Regions from separate parts of the Mus musculus genome. Here region 1 is linked to region 2. Evidence: chromatin contacts called from ENCODE Hi-C or POLR2A ChIA-PET data. All regions are on one chromosome and are shown on one strand. Each heading gives the region's core, a stretch centred on a gene start or an enhancer-like site at or near the end of the contact. The rest is flanking DNA. Distances are from core to core; before and after follow the strand shown. Region 1 has its middle 25 kb from the start of Gm22997. Region 2 holds the start of Ccdc34 (coiled-coil domain containing 34).

Region 1 (7,413 bases), core at 2,853-5,352, 170 kb before region 2:
CTCTCTCTCCATAATAAAGACAAAAGCAATGGCTAAAACAAACCGACAAAAAGCCTTTTTGAAGGAAAAGGCTCATTGGCTTGGAAAGAATCACAGACATTATGTCCTCTATCTGTCTGATAACATTTCATCTATAATCCCTCCTGGCTGAATGTCGATTCAGCCAGTCCAAAAGCTCACCAGAAAGCCAAGATTCACAAGCATTCCTTCACCATCTCAATAACAGATAAGCACCAAATGCTAATGTTAAAAAAAAAAAATAAACACGTCTGTTTGCTAAGCCCGTACCGATAGTGAACAAAGCAGTCAAGGTACAAATGAGGAAGATATTGTGTGATTACAATTAAAAATCTATTCTAGCAAGTGTCTGAAGAAAAAGCTCAAGGAGCCGCAGGAGTGACCAAAGGAAGACTTTGTACAGTAAAAGAACTAAATGAAACTAGTGTCCTCAGAGAGGGCAGAGCAGAGGTAGACAGGGCTAGACCACATGGGCTTCACCAGGGAGGTTGGCCTTTCTCCTAAGAGCAGGGAGACAGGAATCCATGGAGTCAGAGTAAAGTAAGACTAACAGCACACAGCTTGCACAGGGCAGCCACACCAGTACAACGTGAACCTTCAAAGGCCAAGGCTACAGCTCAGCATCTCCCAAAGCTTAACGGAGCCACAGAAAGATGACATTCTATATGCATCTCAGCACCAGCCATCCTTCCTCAGGAATTAATGCTGTAATCTTTTGAATCTGATGCACATATTGAGTCCTCTATGTTTTACCCCATGCTGGACTATGAAAAAGAACTACTGAGAAGTTTTGAGAATATAAGCTTCTTGGATGGCACACTTAATAAAAACTTTATATATATATGTATATATATATATATATATATATATATATATATATATATATATGTATATGTATATGCCATCCAAAGAAGTTCAAGAAGCCATTGCTTCAGCATTCTTGGTGTTGCTGATGGTCAAAGTTTGGGTGGCTTTTTAAGTGTGTATAGCTGTTTTGCTTGCAAATATGTCTGGTGCCTGAGGAGGTCCAAAGGCATTGAATATGCTGGAACTAGAGTTACAGATGGTTGTGTGTTACCATATAGGTGTTGGGAATTGAACCTGGGCCCTCCAGAAGAATAGCTAGTTCTCTTAACAGTTGATCCATCTCTCCAGTAACATCAATGACTCTAAAAGCTCACCAGAGACATGGCCAAATCCTGGCACTTACGTTACACACCCCTTGATCTGTCAGCTACGCACAGATGCCCAAAACTCTACCCCAGCTTGATCTCATTACAAAAGTATGCATTTTCTTTAGCTTCTAAGATCTCCACGTGCCTTTTCTACTTCAAATTATAGACTTTTGAATTGAGTATTTAGTTTAATTGTAGCCCACTCTCCTAAATTATTGAATATTGGATATTTCATAGAACTCTGATTTTGGTAAGAATCTATGAATCTACAAAAACATCATGTTTCCATTTTTATCTTTAGTGTGATAGAATGTATTATGATTAAGTAAGAAAACTCACAGAAAATTCACTTGGGTGACATAAATCATAGAGTGTCTAGCACAGGATTAAATACATAGTAGGCAAAAAGCTAGATGATGGATGGATGGATGGATAGATAGATATGGAAATAGATTAGATAGATAGATAGATAGATAGATAGATAGATAGATAGATAGATAGATAGATAGATAGGTAGGTAGGTAGGTAGGTAGGTAGGTAGGTAGGTAGATGAAGGGGTCTGATTTGAGTATAAAAGAAAGTGTGGAAAACATGTGGGAATTAGTGGTTACTTCCAGCTGAGAATTCATCAGATGCTTCACTGACAGTAAGACATTTCTACAGACTTGACAAGTGCGTTTAACAGAGTAGCAATAATAATGGGAAGCCTGAGAAAGACCATTTGGAACCATTTACTGAAGTCATTTAGCACAAAGTTGGCATTAAGTTTCAGGGAAGAGCCAGGGCTTCTCATAGCATGCAGTGTTCTACCTACCACCTTGCTGACCCTGCTACACTTCCCTTCCTACATTCTATTCCTACATCTTTACTAGTTAGGTCTTCTCTAACTCTGTAAAAATATAAGAGCGCCTGGGAACCTAAAGACTATCTCCTGTGCTAGCTGACAACACTGCCCCACATTTTTTTCTCTGGATCAATCTTCAGATAATTTAGGAAACAGATGGTCAGATAATTCCCTAACCAGGTACTAGCCAGGTATATACACACATGACTGGGAAGAAGACTCTATCCATATAATGTATTTCTCTTCTAAGCAGAAGGACCTGAATTCTATCCCCAGATCCAAGGTTAAAAGTAAAGTGACAGGTGTAGGGCATGTTATTCTAATCCCAGCACTGGAGAGGCGGTGTCACAGGTGATTGGGGTTCCCTGGTAAGCCAGAGTAGTCCAATCACTAAGCTTTGGGTTCAGTCAGAGTCCCTGACTCAGGAAAGCTAAACGTCTCCCAAGATAAGGCCAAATACACACATCTTCATGTAACCCCTCAACAACACAGAATTCACACATGCTCTAAACATTTATGTTTAACATAGTTATACTTTGATTTTAAGAGACAGAGAAATTATACTTTCTAATGTCTAATTGCAGCATGTGAATAATATTAACATCTATCATACTTTAGGCATGGAAGTTTAGCAGTAATGCATAGTTAGTGATATGTGCTGAACATCTTTCAATCTTATGTATGCATTTTAGATACCAAAACTTTAATTTTGAAAGTCAGTGATCTCTGTGGTGGCCAAGGATGCTTTAACTCTATTAAATATAACTGCCACTGGTCAGCAACTCACTACATAGAAACATTCTGCAATCCACATACTGACAAGTTGATAGGTTAGTGAAGCATAATTGTCTATATTCACAAAAAGGCAAATAAATGATGGAATTGGCTTCTCCTAACTAAGGTGATAGGCAGTGAGGTGCCAACCTCTAATTGCCCAAAGAGGGAAGATATTTGTCTAGAGTTTACCAAGGTCTTCAGAGAACAACTTTTTAACTAGCCTCCTTTGAGAAGAGATGTCTAGGAGGTTGCCATCTGCTTCAAACAAACTCTCCACTAAACCCTTTGCTTTCAATATCATCTCTTGCAGAGAGACAGAGACAAAGATACAGAGACAGAGAGACATAGACAGAGAGAGAGTGTGACAGGGACAGGGAGGGAGGAAAACCTTAAGATCTATCCTGCTTCATGTGACTACAAGGCATTGTGCAGTTTCAGATCCAACAAATGCCAGCACCTAAACCAGGTGCACATTCAAGAGTCTGTGTGCCACAAGCTGCCTTTGCCTCTGCTGCCATCTAGCCAGAACAGGATCCTAAGGGTGGAATGACCCTGTTCCCATGGTCAACTGCAAGCCACATAAGACCTAGCACCTGGCCAAATGGTGACAAATGTTTCCTGCGTCCAGTCTAGTAAACTCTCATTTGTGATTTAAAAAAAAAAAAAAAAAAAAAAAGGCATGGTCTAGTGAGCAGCTAGAGAGAGGACCAGGTGTCACTGGAGAAAGGTTTCTTGCTTGAAAGAATATGTGGGTCCTGGCAAGGACACAGCCCTCCTTGGCCTTGAGAGGATCACAGCAAACAGGCTTAACCAAGAGCCCTCCTCCAGACCCTTGCAGCTGGCTGGAAAATGAGCGTGACAGTAAACATGTGTTGCTTCTCTTGGGACCTGACTAATCAGATTACCTGCCTCAGATACATACCAGGGAATTTATGGTGAGGCCGTTTGGAAATTAAGCTCTCTGAAAGGAGGAATGGTTTATCACCATTGTTTGTTAGGGTCTAAAATTACTCTGCATACCTCACCGTCATACAGAGCAGAACATCTCTCACTCTATTGTCCCCTGCTGCAGAGGAGCTAACTGCCAGCCTCGGCTCTTGTCAAGGAGCCCAAACATTATCATTCAAAGGCTGTATTTACAAATGGAGCAGGACGGCAGTAAAACCGATGACCTTGCTGCTTCTGGAATCTCATAAAAAGTTTCCAAGCTGCTCCTCCCCAGAGCAAATAAGGGTGTTGCAGTTGCTAGTCCTCTGGCGGCGCTCCAGCTGGGGCTATTACATTCCTCCCTCATAAACTTTCCTCTGAGCTCTGAATACAGACTTGCCTGCTTGTCTGGGTGCTTAACTCTGGAAGTGCTGCTGTGTTTAGAGCATTTAAAGCGAGATGTAGGAGCAAAGTAGAAGAAAAACAGGGAGAGCGAGAAAAGAGGTGACTGGACACTCCGCTGTGGGCCAGGCACCGCACGGTTTTCTCATTCAAGCTTTGTAACCTATTCACATTGCATTCACCCATGTTCCCATGCCTGGAAGGCTTGAAGGACTGAGACTGGCATGTTTTGTTTCGATACAATGGGCATTGGTGCATGCATGCGTGTGTGTGTGTGTGTGTGTGTGTGTGTGTGTGTGTCCCTTTGACCGACACAATCTAGATTGCCTGCTGATATGGGCAAGGTGGAGGAAAGTCAATGAGAGCGATGAGTCAGAGCAGGGCTTCTGAGAACCTATTGTTTTACTGATGAAGAGAATCTGTCTTAGCTGACAGGTGTCTTTTGCCCTTTCCCCTTCTTACCTCTTTGAACAAGGATGTAGGGATTAGAGGAGCAGCCTTCACTTCATGATCAAAGTGGGGAGGTCCCAAGCAGAAAGACAGCAGAGACAACGCATGGATAGTCTTTGAGAGATTCTCAACTCCAAATCACGAATGCTCAAGTTTACTAGTAACACACACACACACACACACACACACACACACACACACACACACACACACACACACACGGGAGGAGAGATTCTTTATAGTGGTAGAAAGACTAAAAGGAATACTTAACTCTACAGTCTTTGCCTACTGGTATCCTAGTGATCCTGGATGTGCACTCAACTTCCCTTGCGCAGGGAGAGACATTTTTCAAACAATAGGAATGGCAAAGGGTGACAGAATTCCTGAGCTGCAACCATGTGTGTTCTGTAAGACTTATTTAATAGCAGATACAGTCTAGAGAGCTTTCTGGCTAATGAGAGAGCAAGCAGCCCACGAACCACATAACTCTTCCTTATGAGAGAAGCTGATGTGACAAGGAACTGTGGGAAGCATCAAGGAGTGAAGGTCAGCTGGCCCCAGACAGGCGGAAGCTGCTCTCAATCCCTTCTCTGAGGATTCTTCACTAAAGAGGCCTCCAAATGAAAGTGCAGCCCAACCGATACCTCCAGTGCAGCTTTGTGAGAGCCTGAATGAAGGACTCAGTGCAGACACCCAGACTCCAAACCCACAGAAACTTAATCAGTAACTGCTGTTTAAAGTCACTCAGTTGATGGTAGTTCATTATGCAGCAATATGACATTGAACACACTCCTTGATTCTACTATAGCGATCTTATATGCAGAAAAATGAAATATGTTTGGTGGATACACAAAAGATCAATATTAGAGGTCTCCACAAAGTGCTGAGGGCTGCAAGTTGATGCTAAGAGAAGGTAGGGATTGAGGACTGTTATGGGTTAAAAAGAAAACCAGATTTTTAATTTTTAATTCTTTGAATGAACACTCTCATTCAAAAGGCTTTTAGAAGGTGGCTAGAGATATGTCTCAGGAGCAAAGAGTACTGACTACTCCTCCAGAGCACCCATATTCAATGCCCAGCACGCACATGGCAGGTCACGAGCATCTGTAAGACTCGACATCCCATCTGGCCTTCAAGAGCACTATGTACTGGCATGATGCGCAGACATACATGCAGACACACATACACATAAAACAATATTTTTTGTTTTTGAAAAGGCTTTTAGGTGATATAGCTGTACTGGTAACCCATCTGTCTGGCATGCACAAGGCCATGAGTTTAATCCCCAGCACAGCATAAATCAAGCACAGTGTCACACAAACAGTCAGAAGGTAGAAGTGGAGCCAGGAGAGTTAGAAGTTCAAGGTCATCCTCAGCTAAACAGTGATTCAAAGCTAGCCTAGGCTGAAAGAGACCCTCCAAATTAAAATACTTTTAACAGTCAGGTGATAATGAACTAGAACAGAAATAAACTGTTAACTAACCCTGTGGGTACACCTTTGACTGATCTAAGGCAGGAGAATAGGCAACCTTTTTCTGTTTACGGTTTCTAGAGTAGCTGGGAAGTTTCTTAACTTGAAAGTAGCAAAAACAGCTGGCATCTCTGAACATTCACCATGTGGGGGCTGCCTGCATCAAGCCTGTTTCTTAAATTATCTTTACCTTTGCATTTATCCTACAAGGTGGGACCAAACACTCTCCCACAGGATGCTCAAGAAAACTGAGATTTAAAGAGGCAAAGTGGCAGGCCAGTAGGGGGTAGGACGCAAAAGCCAGCTATCTAAGGTGTTTAAACACTGCCCTATTCATCAGGCTGCAAAAGACGGAAAATAGTAACAAGAAAGGGGAAGAAACCCTTTCCTATACTCCAAATGCCTGCAGGAAAAACCACAAACAACTTTTGATGTCCTTCCTAACACAACAGTAGAACAGACAAATGTATACTGTGTTCTTCCAGTTAATATGCTATAAGCTGTGGTGTGTGTGCGTGCGTGTGTGTGTGTGTGTGTGTGTGTGTGTGCGCGTGCGTGTGTGTGTGTGTGTGTGTCTTCCAAAGGTTCTGCACTCATCAACTGTATATTCCATTACTTGGACATACGATAACTTACCAAGTTCTTCCCCAGATAGCAGGTAATGTAAGATGATTTCTATTTAGAGCCATTGGGAATAAAGCTACATTCAGCTACTTTGCACATGTTTTGTCTGTACTTTGCGTTTCTGTATTAGGGGCCAGTGGAAAAGGCTCAGTGAGTAAGGACATTTGTTGCCAAACCTCTTGATGCAAGCTCAATCTCCAGGACTCATGAAAAGAATCAACTTCCAAAAGCTGTCCTCTGGCCTCCACACATGCATCTTAGCATACAGAACATGCACCTACACACAGACACACAGACACACACACACACACACACACACCCTAACATATCACACCAAAAAATTAATACTCGAGTCTCCTGCTTAAGACTGAATCCTCTAAGTGGCTGAATCCAAAAAGATACTCATATTGAAGGGACTGACACTTGATATCGTCCTTGGCTCTAATACAAAGTTACTTCTCTGAAGCTTTGAAGACAAGAGAAGGAAACTTGTTTATCTTGTGTATATGTCTATAGGTCAATTTCTTCATAAGTGACACAGGGACTATTCCCTTAGAGGGCTGGATTTTTACTGCCATCTAGAGTATAGGCCTTCTTCCAGATGCCATAAAATTCAAAGTTAATTATTGGTGAACCCTGTAGTGTTTGCTTTCTACAATGTCTCACCACCATGGCCTCAGCCCTTTTTATAGGTTCTTAAATCAATAGAGTCCGAAATAATGTC
Region 2 (6,805 bases), core at 3,814-6,313:
GGCCTTTCTAAAGTCCTGTTGACAAGGAGGGGCTTCCCTCCCAGTGTACTTTCCCAGGGACTGACTTACATGCTAGGATACGGAGTAGTGTGTAAAAGGAAACAACTGAATGGAATGTACCCATAACTACTGGAGTTAGGCCAAGTCTCCTGACTTGTGACTTTCAACCTAGCAAAAAAGTCAATACAAAAATTAGCTTTAAAACTGATAAGGAAAATTTATTCTAATACTATAAAGGTTTTGGTTTCTATAATTTTTATGTTAACATGGCTACTAACAGATGAAAATAAACTCTCCACACAGTGAACAAATTTTGATACATATTTAATACATTCTATATATAATATCAGGAAGCCACTTTAAAATGATATTTAAAAGTATTTAGTTAGGATTGGGGGTGTAACGCAAAGGTGAGAGCCTTGCCTAGCATGTTCAATTCTCAGAACAAAAATGTTTTCAGACAGGCAGTGATGGCACACGCATTTAATCCCTGCACTTGGGAGACAGAGGCAGGCGGATTTCTGAGTTCAAGGCCAGCCTGGTCTACAGAGTGAGTTCCAGGACAGCCAGGGCTACACAGAGAAACCCTGTCTCGAAAAACAAACAAAACAAACAAAAACATGTTTTCAATGATATGGAAATATATTAATATCTCACAGGAGAAAATGCAGGTTATAAGAGTTGGATTCTATTTCCTTCACAAGAGTCCCCTTTAGTATTCTGTGGCTACATTTGAATATGACGACTAAAATAGAACGGTTGGCTGGGGATGGCTGTGCACAACCTTGATTCCAGCACTGAGGAAGCAGAGACAGGTGGATCTCTGTGGGCCCAGGGGTCAATGAAGAGACACTGTTTAGTTTACCTCCAGAAATTTCTGTTGTAGCCGGCCTCGCTCTTCTTTCTCCTTGCCAACAAACCACATCTCCCATGGCGTCAGACTGCCGTGCTGTAACAGCACCAGCTTCTCTTGTTTGTCTTGCGACTCAACTTCACAGCTACGAGAAAGAGAATGGGAGCACTTACTACCGAGAACTCTTCCCACTGGGAAACCTGCAGCTGTACAATGAAAGCAACAATGTAATACTTCTAACAGTCTCCTTTCTACAAATCCATCTGAATGACTTCACCCATCAAACTGCCTTTGTAAGAATCCGTGGGAGCATCCCAAACCCCATGCATCTGCCTCAACTTCAGCATTGATGATTCTTTTTTATTCTGAAAAATCCTACTTGAACAGTTAATTACTACTTGTAATCAAACCCAGACCTTTTTTCCTTCCTTAACAGTAGTATATCAGAAAAAATGTGTATACATACGGAGCAAATACAAAGCAAAAACATGTTAACAATCAGGGATTCTGGGTGAAGGAGGAATCAGATATTTGTTGAGATTCTCTTTCAATTTTTTTGTAAGTTTGAAATTGTTATAAAATTTAAAGTTGCAAAGAAAATGATACTTGTCTATTACTATGGCTTTGTTTTGTTGTCTTTTATTTTTCATGCTGGGAATTGAAACCAGGGACTGGAACAAACTAAGTATCATGGTTGATTCCCTTTCCAGTTTCCTAGTGAATCTACAACTCTTCAGGCTATCGGTCTCCTGTCAGTCTCCATTCCCACCATGTGTCTTCTGTAACTCTCCTGGGCAGGGAAATCTAAGAGCAGACAGAGCACCTTGTCTAATGCATAATGCTCACAAAAAAGCTTAATGACCTGGCCCCATGGAAAAGACTGCTCAGGGTCCAAAGCAGAATGCATCTGTCTGTCTGTGCACGTATGTACGTGAGTACAGTGCCAACAGAGGCCAGAAGAGTGTGTTAGTTAGATGCCCTGAAGCTGGGTTAAGGCAGTTGTGAACATCAGATGTAGATGCTGGGTACTCAAATCATGTCCTCCATAACAGCAGTGTGTGTTCTTAACCACTGAGCCATCTCTACAGCCTCCTCTAAAAACAAACACAAAAAACTATGATGATGATAAATCCAATGTTTATCTTAGATAGCATTCTTCATCTCCCTCACTCCTAAAACCTGGTTTATCATAGACCTTAGTTCTATGTGCTTATACTGTTCCTTCTAGCAAACAATGGCCTCATCAACTGTGTTATGTAATTTTCTCTACTTCATAGATTAAGTTTACTCATTTTCCTGCTATTATTCATTTCTTCACACCATTGTAGAATCTGTACTCTGGAAGGAGAGAGACACTGCTGATATAGTATTTATATACTTCCTTCTTTCTCAGTCTTGCAGAATGACCTTATCTTGTTCTACATGAAATCTCATTACTTCTTCTTGGTCCCACATCAGCAATATAGCTCAGACCTTTATCGTGGGTTCCAGACTTCTTTCCAACCATCCAGCTATTAAAGTTAGTACAAAATAAATCCAATCATTTAAGCACCATCCCAGCCTCCCAATAAAAGTGCATTTCTCTTTCAATCCTTAGTGAAGAGTACCTACACCTAACCAGTCACCAAAACCAGAGACTTCCATTTTCAACTCCGCGTGATCCCACATTTTACATACAAATAGCCACATGTAGTAACATATCTATAGCCTTCTGGTTGTTTTCAAGCCATTCTCTTCTCCAACCTTACAATAAATGGTCTTTTCCCTTTCTTTCAAACCACTCTTAACAGCTGTATGCAGGTTCACCCCTTAAATGAATCCTTGTATCACCTCAAACATTCCTCAGTGAGGCGTTTACCTTCAGCATAAAATCCACACTCCTGAGTTGGTGCCTCCTTTAGCAAACTGATCAGACTTCATGTGTCTGGCTTGGTGAACTGCAGGTTGATGAATGTGTCATGCCTCCATGCTGTCTATAGCTTTGCCCTAAAAGTAAAACTCCTGTCCTCAGTCTCCACAAAACCTGATAAATCTGCATCATTTGTTTCAGATGTAGTCTTAACGAGTCCTTTGAGTAAGGACTGATGTGTGAAAGCAGGCTAAAACTAGGTCCTATCAGCTTACTCAGGCTTTGAATGAGAACCAAGTAGCCCTAGTTCCTCCCTGGCAGGCTCCCTACTGGTTACGGTTTTGGCTCCTGGAAGCTAATGCAAGTCTCAGTGGCTGAGCTGTAGTCTGCTGGCCTTTATTCATCGCGCTGCTAAACTAGGACATACTGTTTGGGTCTTTTGAATATTGACTAGAAGGTATTCACCAAAGCCTTCAAATTTACTTTTAAAATATGTTAAATCCACACTGTCCTAAAAGTGCTTATGAAAAGACTCCTAAAATTCTAGTTCAAAATTCCACCAGGCTAACCAGGGAAGGCCTATTTCTTGCTGCTATTGGCAGTCTGAAAAAGCAGCTTGCTCTCTGTGACTTCCACCCTCACCGACGTGAACTTTCACCTGTCATCCTTACAAAAATGTCCTCCCATGTGAGTGACCTCCTATTTGATTCACTAATTCTTAAATGAGTGCCTTAGACTGAATGGGAGCTATCTTGCTACTTATATAAAAAGCACGGCCTTGCCAGCTGGAATTTCTTAAATCTTCTGTACTATGCCTGACACAGCCTGGCAATCAGAAACTTGTAAATGCTTCCTGAGGCTGCCATAAGGAATATATCCTAAAATGAAGCTGTCTTAGAAAAATTCCTACAGAGACAGGCCCTTTGTTCCAGTTTCCATAGTAAAAAGTATATAATATAAAGAAATGTAAGCCCTAAAGAGATACCTGAGTACTAAGCCCCGGGCTGCCTGTACTAGCTCTACGCCTTTGAGGCAGGCCTTAAAAAAAGATTCTTCGCATCCCCACCTTTTAAAAGGTTTATCTTTATTTATGAGTATATACGCACTGGGTATGAGTTTATGTGCACCAAGTGCAAGCATACAGATGTCAGTAGGAGACAGTGTCAGATTTTCTGGAACTAGAGTTACTGGTGGTTGTGAACCACCCGATGATGAAGGTCCTTGGACTCGAACCTGGGTCCTTTCCAAGAGCAGTTAGCCCTCTTAAGCACTGAGCTCTCTCTAGCCTAAGTAGACTTTCTATATGTATTCTAATATAGTTTTCTTTGTGAAATGATTTGGGCTTTTCTTTCTTGATAATAGAAGTCTTGTATATCTTGTTTATCTCTACCTACACTAATATGTGGCAAAATAGTAAATGTTTGCTGAATGAGTCAACGTAAATAAACATTAAGATGGCATTATTAACTAACCCCCTTGATGAACACTCACTATTCCATTAAATGTTCTCTCTCAGATCAGTTAACCTGTCTCTGCAGAGTATGCATGCACCCTTTGGGCATCTGTACCCAGCTCTTTATATTTAAAGCACCTACTTCCTACAACCCAGCACCAGCTACACATTTTGATGCTAAGTTTATGGGTAAGAGCTCTGGAGTCGACAACCTGGTTTTTGAGGCTTTTAAAGGCTCCTAGCAGCAAGTTTTGTGTGCTTGCGACTGTGTACAGTAAGTTTCTATGGAAACTGAGACAGCAATCGTCTATCTCAGGAAAAAGGAACTAGGAATCATGGGAGATCAGTGACCATTTGTAAGAATTTACCCAGCACCCTAGGATGCAAGTGCTGCACAGCCTTTGAGCTGGAAAACAGGAGGTTATGCGGCTCGGGGTAACAACAAAGCCTTCTGAATGCCATCTCTAAGGAGTCTTGACAAGTGCTGGGAGGGCCGAACCTTGAGTTTACCTGGAGCGCTGCTGGAACTCTATTCCTTCCAAGCTCTCCACCTTGCTCTCGGACTCACGGGCATCTTCGTCCAGGGCCTCTTCATCCTCCCCCTCACTGTCGTCCGCGCCAAACGGAAAGCTCTGGTGGCCAAGGGGAGACAACAGGGACAGGGTGGAGTTGCTGCAGCTCAGAGACGGCGGCGACAAGCACTCGGTCAGCGCCACATCCTCCAGCCCTGGATCCCCGGAATCCACTAAGAGGTCGACGACAAAACTCGAGGAGGGCCGGAAGCCCGGCTTGCAGCGGGCGAGGTAACGGGTGCACGGAGCCGGAGAGGCAGCCCGCCACGGCCCAGCGGCCCGCATCAGGCCCGCCAAGTTCAAACGGCCCGAGCAAGGCCGAAGGCGCGTTCTCCCAGCAGGCTCCGCGCGCGCCGTCCGACCAATCAGCGCCAGCTTTAGGCCGTGTTGTCATAGCGACGCTTGTAGCCCGCAAGGGGCTTTGTCTGGGCTGGAAGAGCTTGGCTTCCTCAGTCCAGGTAGGAAGGTTCCTGACTGACAGCTTCAGCTTGGCGTCTCCCCGAGTCGTCCGCCCATTCCTGATGCTGTCCCGAGTACTGTGTTTGCTGTGGTGTTGAAGGCCATTTGGTGCACGACACTTATCAGTGTCACTAAAGCGGATCCTTTAAAAGGAAAAGGCAGAAGCCTGAAGCCATGGTTATTCCCCCTTCCTCATAAAAGCTCAGGATCACTAAAAAAAAAAAAAAATCTAGCACTCGTGATTGAATTTTTTAGTTCATTTATGTTGTTGTTTTTTTTGTTTTTGTTTGTCTAAGGGAGAGAACTTTATCCTCTGTGGGCATAGTTTCTCACTGTATGGGCAGCATCTGTCAACATAATCAGTTCCCCGACCCCCAGTCGCCAAGGCAGGGTTTCTCTGTATAGCCCTGGCTGTCCTGGAACTCACTATGTAGACCAGGCTTACCTCAAACTTAGAAATCCGCCTGCCTCTGCCTCCCAAGTGCTGGGATTAAAGGCATGAGCCACCGCTGCCCTGCAACACAATCGGTTTTATCAGGTTGTGTTAACTTTCTAGTCTTCCAAAGCATTTGTGTCCACTCTCCAGCGTGTCCATACCAGAGCAGCAAATCATGAGCCAACCTTAAAATCCATCGTTCTTTTTAAAATGAAATTTTGAACTGTGATGCAATAGGCATTTTTCTAGGACTTCTTGGCACTCTCCTTTTAGGGGCCGAGGATCTAACTGAAGCCGGCAAGGAAAAGATGGCAGATACTGAAAGTGAGCTGCTTATTCATGCTCACAAAACTGCATACAAAAACGCAGCTTTTGGCTAATGTACATTACATTAGTGTAAGAATCACAAGTGAAATGAGAGTATCTGTAGAATTTTCATAGCGCAGTTAGATATGTTAGAAATACTAGCAACCAAAAGCGAAGCAAAGTGACTATAAATGACATGCTAGCACTATTTTGTTCTTTTTTTTTTCCAGTAAAAACAATGGCATTGGAAGAAAACTGTACGATGAACTAAGAAACGTGATTTAGTAGGCTTATGGTTGTGACTTACTCCAGTTATTCAGTATTGGCATATCTGGTTAAGATATTTTGTCAGAAAACACCCTTGGTGTCAGTAACTCAGAGACATTGGACTACCTTATACCTTCAAAAAGACAGGAACTTGAAAAATGATCCTCCATTCCCCCAAAAAATAACCTAAAGGTTTTGGGGAAGGGAATGGAGCTGGCTTTGAACCAGTAGTTTTCCTCTTAATATTCTTACATAGGCTATTTAACTGCAATGATCTTAATTTAATCCTCCCCAAAATAATCTACCCTGCTATCATAGTCATTCATTAATCCTCAGCTCCACTCAGGACCTGACATATCTTGAACTCTGTCACTATCCCACATTGAGTTCCCCATCATAAACCTCTCAGTGTAGGAATGTTAAATCATATAGTTTCCTAACCCTCTTCATGTTTTATTAAAGTGTTCTTGATACTCTAGGATCAGTGTGTTCACCAAGAGCATTAAGCCTTAAAGGCTACAAGGCAGTTAAATGGCCTGCTGTGGCTGTTTGAATGTGGTCTGTTTTTACAGTACTATTCATTACTTGGACTGAGACAATAGTCAAGATG

The links. Hi-C counts contacts between places; a loop is a spot of excess contacts on that map. ChIA-PET counts read pairs that join two places held with the same protein, here RNA polymerase II (POLR2A).
Region 1: POLR2A ChIA-PET joins it to region 2 with 49 read pairs in Patski. The contact joins the enhancer-like site here to the promoter of Ccdc34 in region 2. A Hi-C loop is called at or near these places in 13 of 37 maps with a recorded cell type or tissue (Patski, adrenal gland, gastrocnemius and 2 more). POLR2A ChIA-PET finds 5 or more read pairs at or near these places in 1 of 5 experiments (Patski).

The regions. Positions count from the first base shown.
Region 1 is chr2:110,189,105-110,196,517 of GRCm38, reverse strand. No RefSeq gene overlaps it. Among named protein-coding and RNA genes, the nearest start is that of Gm22997, 25 kb to the left of the region's middle. Within about 2 kb of position 4,102, at least 1 of the 3 ENCODE cell types and tissues checked has a DNase peak (open chromatin) inside an H3K27ac peak, as active enhancers do; it is heart, where a contact is called at or near this core.
Region 2 is chr2:110,016,075-110,022,879 of GRCm38, reverse strand. It overlaps Ccdc34 (coiled-coil domain containing 34), which reads right to left and starts at 5,063. Exons shown (of 6, transcript NM_026613.4): 1 at 4,666-5,063; 2 at 866-998. The coding sequence starts at 5,012.